Linked DNA regions of Mus musculus: region 2 is linked to region 1. A link is a contact called in ENCODE Hi-C or POLR2A ChIA-PET data. All regions are on one chromosome and are shown on one strand. The core of a region is the stretch at or near the end of the contact, and the rest is flanking DNA. Distances in the headings are between cores, read along the strand shown. Region 1 holds the start of Parva (parvin, alpha). Region 2 overlaps Parva (parvin, alpha).

Evidence for each region. Hi-C counts contacts between places; a loop is a spot of excess contacts on that map. ChIA-PET counts read pairs that join two places held with the same protein, here RNA polymerase II (POLR2A).
Region 2: a loop to region 1 is called in a map of heart, with 2.0 times the contacts of the local background. The contact joins the enhancer-like site here to the promoter of Parva in region 1. A Hi-C loop is called at or near these places in 3 of 37 maps with a recorded cell type or tissue (all heart). POLR2A ChIA-PET finds 5 or more read pairs at or near these places in 2 of 5 experiments (Patski and embryonic stem cell).

What each region holds. Positions count from the first base shown.
Region 1 is chr7:112,426,384-112,429,083 of GRCm38, reverse strand. It overlaps Parva (parvin, alpha), which reads right to left and starts at 1,378. Exons shown (of 13, transcript NM_020606.5): 1 at 984-1,378. The coding sequence starts at 1,119.
Region 2 is chr7:112,466,287-112,468,986 of GRCm38, reverse strand. The region is part of intron 1 of Parva (parvin, alpha); the gene reads right to left. Among named protein-coding and RNA genes, the nearest start is that of Gm45998, 16 kb to the right of the region's middle. Within about 2 kb of position 1,251, at least 1 of the 3 ENCODE cell types and tissues checked has a DNase peak (open chromatin) inside an H3K27ac peak, as active enhancers do; it is heart, where a contact is called at or near this core.

The DNA of each region.
Region 1 (2,700 bases), core at 129-2,628:
CCACAGAAAAGAACAATCAATTAACACCAAGCTGGGCAGGCCTGTAATCCCAAATACTTTGGAAGCCGAGGCAGGAGGACCACAAAGTTCTGCCTGGGCTACACAAGACTAAGCACAAGGCTAAAGAGTCTCAAAAGAGAAAGAATAAGACCGCGGTGCTCACGCAGTAGACCTAAGGCCCTCTAAATCCAATCCCAGCCATGCCAAAGAGGAAAACATTTTAAACCCCTTTTTATTCACACACCTATCGCCACATTGATTTTTAGAATCATCACTGCATTTCCTACGCCCAAATGTGAGTTGTAAATTCTGCCTACGGGGGAAAAAGTACTTTCCACAGAAACTATTCTGGAAACAAAAAATGAGATTGCTGCAATTCACTGTGGTGGGAAAAAGAAATCTTTTCTTTTTCTTTAAATAAAACTTGGAATGGAATGTCCAGGTTCACAGCAGGGTCACAGTCCTTAGGTGTAGTGAGTTTATCTCACCATTCCTCAATCCCCCCCCCCCCAACTTCGGCACGTTCTTCTCTCAGTCAGTCAACTAACATTTTATACAGATCATCAAAGTCCACACAAGTCCAGGGAGCCCGCGAGAGATCCAAGGAGGCCATTGCAGCTGCAGCAAAAGACCTGAAGGCGCCCAGGAAACGACGGCGCAACAGACCAATGAAGGCTGAGAGCGGGGAATGACGGCGCCCGAGAAAACTTTCCAGCAGAAACTTGGCAAATGCCAGTCCTCGGGCGCGCAGAGGGCGGGGACAGCGGCCTAGGGGAGAGCACAGGGGACCGGCTGGGCCTGGGCTCTGGGACAACAGCCACCCAAAGCCTGGGCTCCGCCTGTGGACCAGAGATGACACCGACCCGGTTAGGGCTTTGGAGGCGACATGGGGACACTGAGAGGCGCGCCCAGGCACTGCCAGGGGGGTCTCCCACTTCCAGGCTCCCGATCCCTGCAGCGCCCACGGCCTCGGCTGTTCCTACCTTCTTTGGCTTTCTTCCTCCGGGCCAGCGTCCCTCCGAGTTTCCCCAAGAACGAGTCATCCTTCTTGCGGGACGGAGGCGACTTGGGAGTGGGTGATTTGGGGACCAAGGGCGACTTCTGTGGGGATGTGGCCATGGCGGCTGGACGCGGAGCTGGAGCTGGGCGGCCGCGGCGGGCGGCGGCGGGACTGAGGCTGCGGCTTTCCAAACGGAAGCGGAATTATTCCAGGCATTTGAGGCAGCTCGCTCGCCTTTCCCGTCCCTCGCTCCCTCCCTCGCGCCGCCCTCCGCCCTGCGAGGAGCTGCTGCGCCTGGGGCCCCCGTGCCCAGGGCTGCCCTGGCTACGAGGATGCCCTGGCTTGCCGCTTGCTGGGGGCTATAGACGCAGGGGCAAGTGCATGCTAGGGGGACGTGAGGTCTTATCTGGAGCTTGGAAGCCTTCACTTCTCTGCTTTGCATACACACACACACACACACACACACACACACACACACACACACACGCGTCAGAATCCGCAGGGAATCAGCCCTGTGACCCTATTTCCCAGCTGCTGCGGTCTCTTGCTCTACCTCCTGCATGGATGGGTTCCTATACTGTTAGTACTTTTGTCTCACAAAGAAGTCAAGGATCTAAAATGGGCTCTGGTCCCAACAGACTTCCCGTTCAACTTCTGCATGAATCTGCGGACTTCCACCTTCTCCTGTCCACACTCAAACAAAGCTGGAAGTCCACGACGGCAGACGCTCATCTATCTAGCCAAGAGCAATAGAATTAGTTCCAGACTCTCTTGACCTGACGCTGGAGTCACACCAGGCAGTTTTAAAGATTCATGCTGGAGATGTTTAGGAGTCCTGCGTACTTTTACTGTGCTTCTTCGTCCTAAGTTGTGGCTTGACCATCTCTTTCCCATTCTTTCAGGATACCTTGGTCATACACCAGCGGGAAGAGTTACATAACTGTTTCCACAGCTCTTTCCGTGATGGGGCATAAACAAATATCTATGTCTCCTTCCCAGAGCACCACCACCAAATTACCTTTTCCCTGAAATCAAGCTTGGGATCCAATGAGTTTATCAGACTTACAGAGCCTGGGGAAGGAGTCACCTACAGGAATGTGGGCGGGCCCCAAAGCAGCTGCACTACTGCAAATTTCTACCCCAGGGCGGATGACTTCCCCTAACTGTCTAAATGGAATCCCCTTCAGCTAATCTTCAACAGACTACTACTCTAACACCTCCAGTGACCACGTGGAATTAGGACAGAATGACCTAGTAGGGTTACAAGAGGGAGTGGCCAGAATTGAGATGAAAATTCAGTGACTGTCCCTGCTCCATCCTTCTATAAGGGAACATCAATAAACAGGGTCGGTCTCTAGGTCAGGAGTCGAGTGGGAAGGGAGGTCGCAAGTTCTCACATCTGCTTAGATGAAGATGGTGGCTGTCTTGCTCTGAGGAGGGCTTTCCACATGTACACTACACACACTGATGGAATCTGACTGAACCTCTGACTCAGAGGGAGCAAGATTTTGAACTGAGCTGGAGAAATCGGTCCAGCAGTTGGGCACTAGGTTGTGATCTAGTGCCCAGCTAGGCAGCAGTGTCTGTTCTCAGCCAGAGGCACGTGTTGATGAGTGACATGCATGTTGGTGATGAGAATGTGTGTCTTAACTTCCTTCCTATTGTTCTGATAAATCCCAGAACCGGAAGCAACCTAGAGA
Region 2 (2,700 bases), core at 2-2,501, 40 kb before region 1:
AAGGAAAGCCTGAAACCTATCCCTACCACAAGGAGATTAGGAATCTGGGCCCACCTAAGGAAATGTGGTCCCGGAGCAGAGAAAGATGGTTCTTAGGTAAGAAGAGCTAAGAGAATCCAAACAAAGTGTGGGTGTGTCCTCTAGTGAAAGCTGTGCATCAGTACTGGCTCACCCACTGTAACCAAGGTCTCCCACCAGCGTGAGTCTACAGTAGGGGGAAGGGTATGAGATATACATGAGGACCCTGTATTAGCCCCATATATTCTCTATAAATTCAAGTCTTCTCCAAAAAAAAAACAAATTAAAGCCTATTTTAAAATTATTACTGTTCACCTAAATATCTAAAGGAAAAGAAATGAAGGGATCTTTTAAAAGAACAAAGAAAGAAAAACCTTTGAGACAGTCTTTCATTGAGCCTAGAGTTGTGTTTTCAGGCTACATTGGCAACCAGTAAGCCCTAGTGACGTGACATGGATGTTATTACACATGTGCCCACACATGTGGAGATCAGAGGAGAACTTTCTGGAGTCTGTTTTCTCCTACCATGGGTTCTGGGGGACAGAATTCAGGACACAGGCTTTCATAGTAAGTAAGTACTTTTACCATTCTGTCAAGCCAGTCTTCAGCTTCCGATTCTGCCCCTTCCACTTCCCATTGCCTGGGCCTCCCGAGTGCTGGGACCACAGGCTTGCACCACGATGCTCAGGCTTATGCAGTACTGGGGTGGCACCCAGGGCTTTGGGTACACTAACTGGGTGAGCTCTCTGCCATCTGAGCCTCTTGGTTTTACACAAAGGTTCCATGTGATGAGTCACTAAAAATGGTTCTACGGTGATTTTTCCCCCTGTTTTATTTTCACATTTGAAGCTAAGATGGTTGTGGTGGTGGAGGATCCTCGGCTGTGTCCAGGGAAGGAAGGACACGGGTTTTGGAGTGAGCAATCTGGCAGGCTCAGCGTGAATCACAGACTGGTTGCGGGCACTGGGCCCTATTGAGATTTGCCGGTGATGCGTCCAGAGAGAGGAGGAGAAACAAGCAAGAGAGAACCAACTTCCCTAAAAGGAGAAAGCAAGAGGCCTTGTGTAGGACCCCTTGGATCCAGCCACAACCAATCAAATGTATCCACGGCTGAGCCCCAAATGTACGCCTGGAACAGGCTGGGCTGGCCCTCTGCAGACCGGCCTGACAGCTAGTCAAGGGAAAACAACCGCAGCACAGGAGGCGAAGCAGCTGGCTGGGGCCCTGGCTAAGGGAGGGGAAAGGCTTAGAGGGAGTTTCCTGAGAGCTGAAAAGAGCTAGGGTGTTTCACACAGGAGGCTTGGAAGCTAAATCTTGAATCCCAGGCAGAACAAAGGAGATCCCACATCAGTCTGAGGGCCATCCAATCCCTGATCCACAGTCCCTGGACCATACTGACTAAGGGTCCTGGGACTGCATATCCAACCACGCTCCCTGAATTTTGTAGCTTCCCCTGGTCTCCATGGTCAGTTAAAATCAGGACTCAGTGTGCCACCTGGAAAAATGCTTGCTATCTGCATTCCTCGAAGCTAGGGACATGTCAGCAAGTCCAGTCACTCCTCCAAAGGCATGATATCATTCCACATAGCCTGGCAAGCAATCTCTCTAAAGAGACTTCCTCCTCTTCCTCTTCCTCTTCCTCCTCCTCCTCTTCCTCCTCCTCCTCCTCCTCTTTCCTTTTGAAACAGGTTCTCATGATGGAGTCCTATCTAGCCTAGAACTCACTATGTAGACCAGGCTGGTGTTGAACTCACAGAGATCTGCTTCTGCCTCCCAAGTGCTAAGATTTAAAACACTCACTACACCTGGAAAAAAAACCAGACTTACAATTTCTCAGCCAAAGGTTATAACAGAATGTGCTACAGTTAAGGATATTTGGTACAAAAATGTTGTTTGTATTCCTCTTTCTGCTGCAACCAATTACCACATATTTAGTGGCTTAAAACAACGCACATTCATTATTTCACAATGGTGGAGGTCAGAAGTCACAATAGGTCTCACTGGGCTGGAGTCAGGACGTCAGCAGGCCCATGTTCTCTTCTGGAGGCTCTGAGGAGAATCTCTGCCCTTCCCTTTTTCAGGTGCTGGTGGCCTCCAACATGGCTTGGCTCATGGCTCCTCACCCTGTGTTTACAGTCTGTCCTGTCACATATCTCTGACCTCTCGTCCCTGGCCACACCTCCCTGTAGCTCTCAGGTCCCTCTCCTCCACTTTTAAGGTCCCTTGCCAGTGTGGGCACACACACCTGATGATTCAAAATCATTTCTATTTCTACAGTCACTCGATTGATTACCTTAATGATAATTTGACTTTTACTGTTAATTTCTCATCATCATGAAAGGCCCTAGGGATTAATATGTGGAATTTGGAGGGGCCATTACTTACTGGACTGCCCTAGCTTCTCATAACCCATGAAAAACATTGAAAAGAAGAATTAGAAGATTGAGGTCGGGTGTGGTGGTGTATTCCTTTTACCCCAGTACTTGGGAGGCAGAGGCAGGTAGATTTCTGTGAGTTCAAGGTCAGCATGGTCTATATATATTGAGTTCCAGGACAACCAGAGCTCTGTAAAGAAAAGAAAACTAAAAGATTGATCTGATTCTTGGTGTCACAGTTTTCAGCCCATGGCAGGAGCTCCATCACTCTGTGTAAGGAGAGCGCCTCCTGACAGCTGCTGACCAC